2 separate regions of the Homo sapiens genome follow, and region 1 is linked to region 2. A link is an interaction called in ENCODE POLR2A ChIA-PET data of the cell type or tissue named here. Cell type or tissue: Panc1. All regions are shown on one strand. Region 1 overlaps MYO10 (myosin X). Region 2 overlaps MYO10 (myosin X).

Evidence for each region. Peaks named below come from ENCODE experiments on the same cell type or tissue, not always from the same donor. Only the 100,000 strongest peaks of a DNase experiment are listed, where the experiment ranks them.
Region 1: POLR2A ChIA-PET joins it to region 2 with 12 read pairs; 2 of 35 experiments call an interaction of 5 or more read pairs at or near these places.

The regions. Positions count from the first base shown.
Region 1 is chr5:16,862,531-16,867,530 of GRCh38, reverse strand. The region is part of intron 2 of MYO10 (myosin X); the gene reads left to right. Among named protein-coding and RNA genes, the nearest start is that of MYO10, 71 kb to the left of the region's middle. In Panc1, no CTCF peak of the experiment used is centred here; no DNase peak of the experiment used is centred here; H3K4me3 peaks cover 748 bases; H3K27ac peaks cover 5,000 bases.
Region 2 is chr5:16,784,750-16,789,749 of GRCh38, reverse strand. All of the region lies in intron 4 of MYO10 (myosin X), which reads left to right. Among named protein-coding and RNA genes, the nearest start is that of MYO10, 150 kb to the left of the region's middle. In Panc1, no CTCF peak of the experiment used is centred here; no DNase peak of the experiment used is centred here.

The sequences.
Region 1 (5,000 bases), 78 kb before region 2:
TTCACACACTTTCCACCCTGTCCAGCTGGTTTTCTTTTGCTCCCCCCTCCCCTTCCCTTTGCCCCTATTGGTGTCGTTTTTATGTCCCTTGAATGCCTTGTGGATGTAGGCGACCTTTTGACCTTTTCACACCCTCCTGTTCAGTACACCATCTGCACACACTCCTGTCTCCCAGAAAAATCTTCCGCAAGCCTGTTGAATGCAGGAAAATGGTCAGTAGGGGACAGCCTGGCGGGTCTGTCCTTTGGAGCTGACCCCAGGAATTATTAGGAAGAATTGGGCAACTAGAACCCAGTGACTTCAACTTGAGGAGGACCGATCTGAGTGCTGAAGGGAAGTGGCAGATCTAGACATCTGAGCCAAGGGAAAAATCTTATCTGAGAGCCCAGGAAGGCCCACACGTTCCAGCAGCTAGGGAAGCTGCATTCCAGGCTTCTCACGCAAAGCCAGCTGCTGTGCCAAGGCAGCTGCCCGGGTGCGCAGGAGCACGGTCCCACTGCTCACTGTGAACTCTTTCCTTGTATGTGGAGCCCGAGGGAGACTGAGTGAGTGGCAGCTGGCCCGCTCTCCAGGTCGGGCAGCTGGCAGGAGGGGACCACCTGGGGTCCGGGAGGGCAGCTCCAGGTTCCCGGGAAGAGCGGCTGTGGGTGGAGACCAGCAGGGAGGCAGTAAATGCGTGAGGTTGGAGGAAAAGGCAGTTGGGGGCCACATTTATAATGCAAACATAGTGTGGTTAGGATCTAATGACTCTCAAAACCAAACTCAGGGACAGATAGGGTTAGATTCTTTTCAGTCAGCTGGCCTGGACATAATTCCCTTGCTTTTTTGTCTTTTTTTTTTAAATGTATATTTTTATCTTCATCATAAAGTGGAGACATCTTACCCCTTTTTCTCTCAAGAGGAAAGAAACAGGAGGTCATTTGCATCATGGCTGTAGCCCCTGAGTCTTACATGTCTCTTGTATTGCAACTGCTGCCTCCAACCCAATTAACCTCTGGGTTCCTGTGAACCATATGAAATTGCCGTTTCTAGAGGCCATAAAGGGTTAGAGATCGGCAATCACATATGGTTCAGCCTAATAGCAAGTTAATGGCCCTCCATTTTAATGTGGTATCTTTTAGCTTATCATTGATCTGTTGTTCATGGCTCAAAGATAGGATTTTTCTGGTGACTCTTCTGTCTGATGACAGTATGGCTCAACAAAATACAAATGTTTTTCCGCAGTCCAGTTGAGAGGCAAAGCGTATCCCTAAAATAGTCTGCCAGCTTTAACGCTGGTGCCGTTGCGTATGTGCATTTGCTCACAGCTGTAACATTTGTATTCCTTTTGGGGTTTTCACTTTTTCTGCTGGGTGTCTGAAGGATTTGCTATTACTAGTTTCTTCGGCAAATACCCACGTTTGAATTGAAAGGAAAATGAATAAATACACAATTTTTTTTGGACTAGAGCTTGGGTTTTCCTCTATTGTTTTGTGTGTGTGTGTGTGTGTGTGTGTGTGTGTGTGTGTGTGTGTGTTTGGGTAAATAAATATGACATAAAACTTACCATTTAATTTTAACAATTTTAAATGTATTAGTGGCAGTAATCACATTTATAATGTCGTGTTATCACACCATTTCCAAAACTTTTTCATCACTCCAAACAAAAACTCCGAGCCTGTTAAGCAATAACTCCGTTTGTTATTTATTTTTTACTATTATTATTATTATTATTATTATCGAGACGGAGTCTAACTCTGTCACCCAGGCTAGAGTGTAGTGGTGCGATCTTGGCTCACTGCAACCTCCACCTCCTGGGTTCAAGCAAGTCTCCTGTCTAAGCCTCCCGAGTAGCTGGGACTACAGACGCCTGCCACCACGCCCGGCTAATTTTTGTATTTTTAGGAGAGACGGGGTTTCACCATATTGGTCACGCTGGTCTTGAACTCCTGACCTCAGGTGATCCACCCACCTCGGCCTCCCAAAGTGCTGGGATTACAGGCATTGTAATTTATTTTTAAACTGCTTTCCTCTTGGATACCTTTTTTGTACTGTTTTACAAAATAATAGCACATTCGAAAGTATGGTTTGTATCTTTTCTTAAGAAATAGACAACGTCAAGAAAGATTTGTTGAGACTCAGCCCCAGATTCTAGGAATGGAGAATCCGATAGCCCAGCTTAGATCTGCTGAGGATGCCAGACCGCTGAGCCCTGGCCACGTGCTATGAATATCGGGGTGGGTGGGCTATCCCTGCATGCGGGTGAAGGGTCCTTCTCTGGAGGAAGGTGGGTTGCACAGCCACCCTAAAAGTAAAGGGAAAGAGGACTGTGCTAGTGATAAGTGACAGATAATTTTTTAAAATCCGATGTATAGTTTTTGGCTTCTTTTTTTTTTGAAACTTTAATAGTGCTCCATCTGTTATTCTTGGAATTCACTTCAATCAAAACAGTTGCAGCTGTATGAAAAAGACAGCATTGAGCTGGGAAGCTCTTCAATTCTCTGTGCTTTTCCCACATTTTGCTGTTGCTCCTGGAAATACCCACCTCTGAGATGGACACTAAACACCAGCCTACAGAGTTCCTTAAAATCAGCGGTCTATACTCCAGAGATTGAACACCACTGGGACTTTCATTCTTGCTTTCAAGACCAAGGAAAATGCAACTTGTCCAGCTTAACTTGGTTTTGAGTTTAAGAATCTTTTCTGCTCTGGAAGCCACGTGGTTCTGACTCCCTAGACCTCTTCCAAGAATTTGCTTTGGCATTTTGTGGCTCAAAGATGGAAAGTCAGATGTTTCCATTAATTTTCACTCTGGGATTATAGAAAGAAAAAAAACTCGTCTGCTTGTTTATTAGCGCACTTAGCTCCAGGCTAAACATGTGCATGTTTACAAATCTGCACAGAAAGCTCATTTATTGTAATCTGGGAGACTCTCACTCAAGCAGGCCACGCTCTTGTCCTTTCTCCTGGGAACCTGGTTCCTACAGAGATGTCTGTCTCTTCTGCCTTCCTTCAGGGATAAATGCACGAACGCAAATATGCAGGCTCTAGCTGAATACACAAGGCTCTGAATACAAGGTGTGTATTCACACACCTATTCAGGCCCCCTTTCAAAGAGCCACCACCTGTATCATGTGTGTGTGTTAGATTTTTTTCTGTCTCTCCTCACCAAGGTCTCTTAGAATGGGGACTTGTCATCAGCACCTCGGAGCCGAGCCTGGCCCAGAGAGGCCCCTTATAATGAACACTGAATGGATGAATGAAGCTCCATTTGTAATCAGCATGAAGCCAAATAAGTCATCAGAATGGCGCATGCTTCATTAAGACTGTGATCATATGGCATTTTCATAAGGAAGTTACAAGTCTTAAAAGGACCACAAGTGACAAAAAAAAAAAAAAAAAATAGCCACATAGCAGAAGAATCATGGTGGGAGTTTTTGTTTGTTTGGTTTTGGAGACAGGTTCTCACTTTGTCACCCAGGCTAGAGTGCAGTGGTACAATCTTGGCTCGCTGCAACCTCCGCCTCCCAGGCTAAAGCAATCCCCCCACCTCAGTCTGCCAAGTAGCTGGGACTGCAGGTGTGTGCCACCAAGCCTGGCTAATTTTTGTATATTTTGTAGTGATGAAGTTTTGCCTTGTTGCCCAGGCTGGTCACGAACTCCTGAGCTGCAATGATCCTCCTGTCTTGGCCTCCCAAAGTAATGGGATTACAGGCATGAGCCACCGCACCTGGCCCGGAGTTTCACTGTTGTTTCTACTCTGGTAGTGTGTAAACCACTCAGGCCCTAGGGCCAGAATGAAATGAAGAGGGTAGAAGAGAGGCTTTTTCAAGGGAATTCTTTGACTTAGTAACTCTAGAAACATATTCTGTTTTCATCTCTCGGGGTGAGTGTTGAGTTTGGCTCAGAATCTTATTTTAAAGTATGGCATTGTAAACCCTGAGATTGTTGTTTGTATATTTCAACAGTCATATTGAAACCATTTACAGTGGCAAACATTATGAGCTACGTTTGTGTTATAGGAATGTGGGCTATGTGAGGTGTTGTAGACCTTAGCTTGCCAAAGGTACACAGCATTTCTGTTCTGTTACCCACCTTGTTCCCAGCACCACTGAAAAATCCATGGGTGAGACCAGGAGGTCTCTGGGGCCTGGCCCCTTTAAGTGAATCCAGCTTATTTCTGACCCTTTTTCCTAGAACATGGCTTTTGCCTTCCCACCCCAGCCCCTTTGGACTGAACAGCTGGGCTTCTCCCCAGTGGGTGGGTGGATGGGTGGGGAGGGGATCAGATCTGTTAGGACTATTTACTGGCCCAGCGAGGTTCTAGCCGAATGCACATGCATTAAATATTTTGCAAGGGAGAGCAAATGGCCTGTGCCCTGGGTCGTGACCTTCTTTGGTTTCCTGTTCTCCTTTGGGTCCATTTGTTGATTTTCTTCTTAGTGGATCTTCCTAGACTTTGGCCTCCTTTTTCCTCCCTGGGTCTGTAGACTACACCTCTTCTTCCCAACCCTTAGAATCTGTCTGTTTATCTGGACTCAAGCATGCCTCTGACCGGCCTATCCTTCCAGTCTTTGTTTGACTTCCAGATTCCAGACTCAGCTTCTAGGTAGCTCAGCCCCCTTAGTCCTGTGTAAGCCTGTTGTATGTCCAGATTTTTCCCATGACTGGCAAGCCTCCTGGTCTTGCAGTGCTGGTGTTGGGCACAAAGAAAAGGGCTCATGTTTGGTGCTATTGACCCCTGTGGTTGCTTTCGATTTTGTGGTTAGCTTTGAAAATTTAAATTGAAGGTAAGTGGGCTACTGTCTTGTATTTTTGGTCCCTGTGAATACTGAAAATAATCCGCTAATTAATACTGGATGCTAAGCTCCGACCAGGCAGTAATTTGTGACTGGAATAAAATAGAAAACGGACGGAATCAAACGTAATTCTTTTATTTGAATGCTTAAATAAATACTATGCTTTTGTTGTATAATAAAATTATATTTATTTTAACAAAGTCATATTTTGTGAAAAATGCG
Region 2 (5,000 bases):
AGTGCGGTGGCACAATCTCGGCTCCTCCTCCCAAGTTCAAGCAATTCTCCTGCTTCAGCCTCCCAGGTAGCTGGGGTTACAGGCGTGCACCATCATGGCTGGCTAACTTTTTTTTATCGTATTTTTACGATATGAGGTTTCACCATGTTGGTCAGGCTGGTCTCCAACTCCTGACCTCAAATGATCTGCCTGCCTCAGCCTCCCAAAGTGCTAAGATTACAGGCATGAGTGAAGTCTGTATTTCCAGAACAGAATCCTACTTTCTGGTACAGCTTCCAAACAAAAGGGCTTTGTTTGGCTTGCTAAGACCTTTGGAGTTAATCTTTTAGGCAGTAGAGAAGTTTCCCAAGTTCATCTAACAATTGAAGGAATGATCCGATTTATATTTTGAGAAAATCATGTGGATCAAGGGAATTGATTTCTAAGTAGTGTTATAGATGGCAGCAAAAAGTTTTGTGTAAAGAGCCAAAGAGTGTATATTTTAGGCTTTGTGGGCGAAAGCACCTCTGTTGCAACTAATCAACTCTGCCCTTGTAGTGTGAAAGCACTCAGTATGCAACGCACAGCCTGCACTGTGTTCCAATAAAACTTTATTTATAAAAACAGGCAGCAGGTCAGAGTTGAGGACCATTGTTTGCTGACACATGGGCTGGATCTAGAAAACTGCCAGCCTTGATGTGTGCTGCTGGGAGGCTAGCGTGTCCTGTGCACCAAAGGCCCTGCTCGTATCAGATTCCTTTTCCTTCAGGTGTGTCATGGATCCCTCCTCTCTGCTCACCCGAGGACATTGCTGCATCTCTGAGCCTCCTTGCCCTGGATTCTTTGACCTCTCTCTCAACTGGATTGTTGACGTTATTCAAAATCTTTTAGTATGTTCCATCTTGGAAAAAAATACAAAAGATGCTCGTTTGGTTCCACAGCCTCATTCAACTACTCCTTCGTCTCAGCAAGCTGCCCCCACGCCCCCCACCATGGCGCCCCATCCTATATTTCTTCCTGGCTCTCCACGGCCACTCCTCAGCTTCTCAGTCATTTTTCATCTGCTGTCTTCTCACCCACCTGCGTTTTCTTCTCTGAGTCTGCAGGACTCTCCAAGTTTATACACCCTCAACTTCTCATTTGAGTCCCAGACTTAAGTCCCAGTGCCCCTTAGGTGTCATCACTGAGATGTCTCAGGGGTGGCATGTTCTAAAGTCAGTATCATCTTCTCCCAGAAACTTGTCCCTCCTCTTGTGCCTCCTATTCTCAGCCAGTAGCCTCTCCATCCTACCCTGTCCCAAGCCTGAGATCTGGAAGTGATTCTTCCCCGCCGCCACCAAATTAAGGTAAACTTACACACGGTAAAGTATGCCAGTCATAAGCATCCAGTTTGATGAGTTTTGACAAATGCACAAACCTGGTGGTACCAATTCCTGAATCATCACGCCAGCAAACACTCAGGGGCCCCAGGAGTCATCCCTGATGCCTCCCTGTCACTTGCTGCCCACCCCCTGGCCAGGCCCCTCAGCAATCCTGTCCCTTTCCCTCCAGTCTTTCTTGGGCCTCTCACTTCATCTCTGCTGCCCCCGCGGCCCTTCCCGCATCACCTTTTTGGTCTCCCTGATTCTTCTCTTGCCTCCTTTCTGTCCATTCTCCACGCAACAGTCAGAATGATTCTTTGGGGCCTGGTGGCTCATGCCTGTAATGCCAGCACTTTGGGAGGCCGAGGCGGGTAGATCACCTGAGGTCAGAAGTTCGAGACCAGCCTGGCCAACATGGTGAAACTCCGTCTCTACTAAAAATTACAAAAATTAGCTGGGCGTGGTGGCAGGCGCCTGTAATCCCAGCTACTCGGGAGGCAGGAGAATCGCTTGAACCTGGGGAGGTGGTGGTTGCAGTGAGCCAAGATTGCGCCACTGCACTCCAGCCTGGGAGACAGAGCGAAACTCACACACACACACACAAAAGAACGATCCTTTAGAAGCTTAAATCTGATCATGACACTCTCCTGCTTAGGAACTGTCTTGTGACTTTCCATTGTGCTTACAAAAAATTCTCACAATTTTTAATACAGCCTGTGGCCCCCCATCAGTGCTTTGGGTTTGTTTTCACATTTTCATTATTATAGTTAGAAAGTTTTTTTTTTTTTTTTTTTTTTTTTAAAGCAAAACAAAACAATATAAGCTCCTTTTGGTTAATCTGAATGCACACATTTTTGCCAAAGCCTGTGTTTGTGTTGGCTGGCCTGCTGGCACAAGGCATAGAACTGTAATTGCCTTGGGCTAATGAGGACCAAGTGGAACTGCAGGCTGGAGGAGGAGGAGACGGGTTAGACAGAAATGTACTACCTGCAGAGTCTGTGACCTTGACATTAGTATCTCGGGACATCTGGCATATTTCTGGGTTTTAGCAGTTTGTGAGTTATTTAATTATATTTCTTCTTTGCCCTGTTGTTTGTAAAACACTTCCACAGCCCAATATATGAGTAGACACCACTTACCTCCTGGTAGAGTCCTATCTGAATTATGTGAGGCTGCTTTCCAGAGTAGCAGTTCTTCAACCTGGCTTCATAGTAGAATCATTCAAAAAAAAAGAGAGACAGGGTCTTGGGTCTCGCTCTGTCACCCAGGCTAGAGTGCAGTGATGCAATCTCTGCTCACTGCAACCTCCGCCTCCCGGATTCAAGTGATTCTCCTGCCTCAGCCTCCTGAGTAGCTGGAACTACAGGCACCCGCTACCATGCCTGGCTAATTTTTGTATTTTTAGTAGAGACGGGGTTTCACCATGTTCGCCAGGCTGGCCTCGAACTCCTGACCTTAAGTGATCTCCCTGTCTTGGCCTCCCAAAGTGGTAGGATTACAGATGTGAGCTACTGCCCCCGGCCAAAAATTTTTTTTTTTAAATAAAAATGACAGAGTTCTACACCCACAGGTTTGGACGAGGGACCTATTAGGTGATTCTAATATGCAGCCAGGGTTGAGAGCCACCACCGTAGAGCTCTGTGCAAATCTGAGGGTTTTTCCAAGTTTTACTTGCACAGCTTGAGTATCCCTTATCCAAAATGCTTTGGGCTAGGCATATTTCAGCTTTCAGGTTTTTTCCAATGTTTTTGGATTTTGGAATCTTTGCATTATACTGGTCGAGCATCCCTCATGTGAAAATTTGCCCCAAAGAACCCCAAAGAACATTTCTATTGAATGTCATGTTGGCACTAAAAAAAAGTTTCAGATTCTTGACCATTTCAGATTTCATATTTTCAGATTTAGGGTTACTCAGTTGGTGTAATGCAGATATTCTCAAAATCCAGAATCTGAAATCAGAAACACTTCTCGTCCCCAGCATTTCAGATAGGAGATCTTCCACCTGTATAAGAGATTGACAGAGATTGATATCCATGACTTGGTCCATTTCCAGCCGTATTTTTTCTCAATGTGTCATACACTCTTGAAGCATCTTTATGACGACGAGAATCCTGGGTTTTCTTTCTTTGACCAAGCCTCTGCTGTAGAGTTTGAAGAGTATCGTATCTTCTCCATAATTGTATTTTTGCCATATTCGGTGAGCCAAGGTAGGCTGGCTGCTATGACAGACAGCCATCAAATCTTAGGGGTGTAACACAGGGATGGTCTATTTCTTGCTCCTCTCCGGCCCCTGGTGGGTAGGGGAGGGACTCGAGTCTACTCTGTAGGCTTCTTTGCTTGGGAGATGTACCATCTCTGAGGACACTTAGGTGGCAAGCGGAAGGTGGAGCCCAGAGGACTGTGAAGGGGGTTTTTAGCTACCAGGCATAGAAGTGGCTGATAGCCCCATGGCTCAGTTGTTCAACTGGCTACACTTGGTCCCCTTGTTACTGCCTGCCTGCCGGGTTTTTTGTTTTTTTGTTTTTTTTAATTATTTTTTTGAGATGGAGTCTGGCTCTGTTGCCCAGGCTGGAATGCAGTGGTGTGATCTCCATTCACTGCAACCTCCACCTCCCAGGTTCAAGTGATTCTTCTGCCTCAGCCTCCCATGTAGCTGGGATTACAGACGTGCGCCACCACGCCCGGCTAATTTTTGTATTTTGAGTAGAGACAGGGTTTCACCATGTTAGCCAGGCTGGTCTCAAACTTCTGACCTCAAGTAATCCACCCGCCTCAGCCTCCCATGGTGCTGGGATTACAGGCGCAAGCCACAGTGCCCGGCCTCTGCCTGCTGTTTTTACTGCAAGGGAGTCTAAATGTTTTCGGCTTCTGTGTGCCCGAGGATAAAGAGGTAGGTTGAGGAACACATAACATTGTTTCGGCCTCACCATTTTCACTAGACAACTTAACCTTCTAGTTTTTGTTTTAATAACTCAGCCACCAACAGCTGTCGCGTCAATATAGATATGTTTTAAATATGGAAGATGATTTAAATCGTTCCTTGAAACTGTCTCTCTTGGTTTCTGTGAGTCATTCTGTGCACTGTTGTTGAATGCCTCCCCCGTGCCAGGCACTGGGCCGAGCAGATGCCAGTTATTCAATGTATGCTAAGCTCTGTACTGGGAAGATTCTGGTGGCTGGTAAGGGAAACCCCAACTAAAGGTGGCCTAATTTATGCTGCCTTTTACTATTTCAGACTACATGAGGCAGGGCAGTTTCAGGGATGTGGATTCAGCCCCCGCCCCGGCTGGGCTTGCCTCTGATTTTCTTGGCTTTTGCTTTATGATTTCAAGACAGGTTTAGATCGTCAGATCTTTGTTGTCTGCCGCAAAAGGGACATTTCCGCCCAGTGTCGTGTGTGTGCGCGCAAACCTCCCCTAGGAGCCCACAGTACCCTTGACATTACGACATTATGTCTTTGTGGAATCGTGACACTGGCCCCTGCCCAGGCCTGTCGCTAGCAGAGCAGGTGAAAGGACTGTGGTTGTCTAGACCAGTGGAGATCCCTGGGACCCCTGCACCCAGCCCGGCATGTTGGCGTCATCTCTGAGTCATTTCTTCTCTTTTATTACATGCAATTGATTCACATTTTTAGCAAAATTCCTCTTTCTTGATAACGTC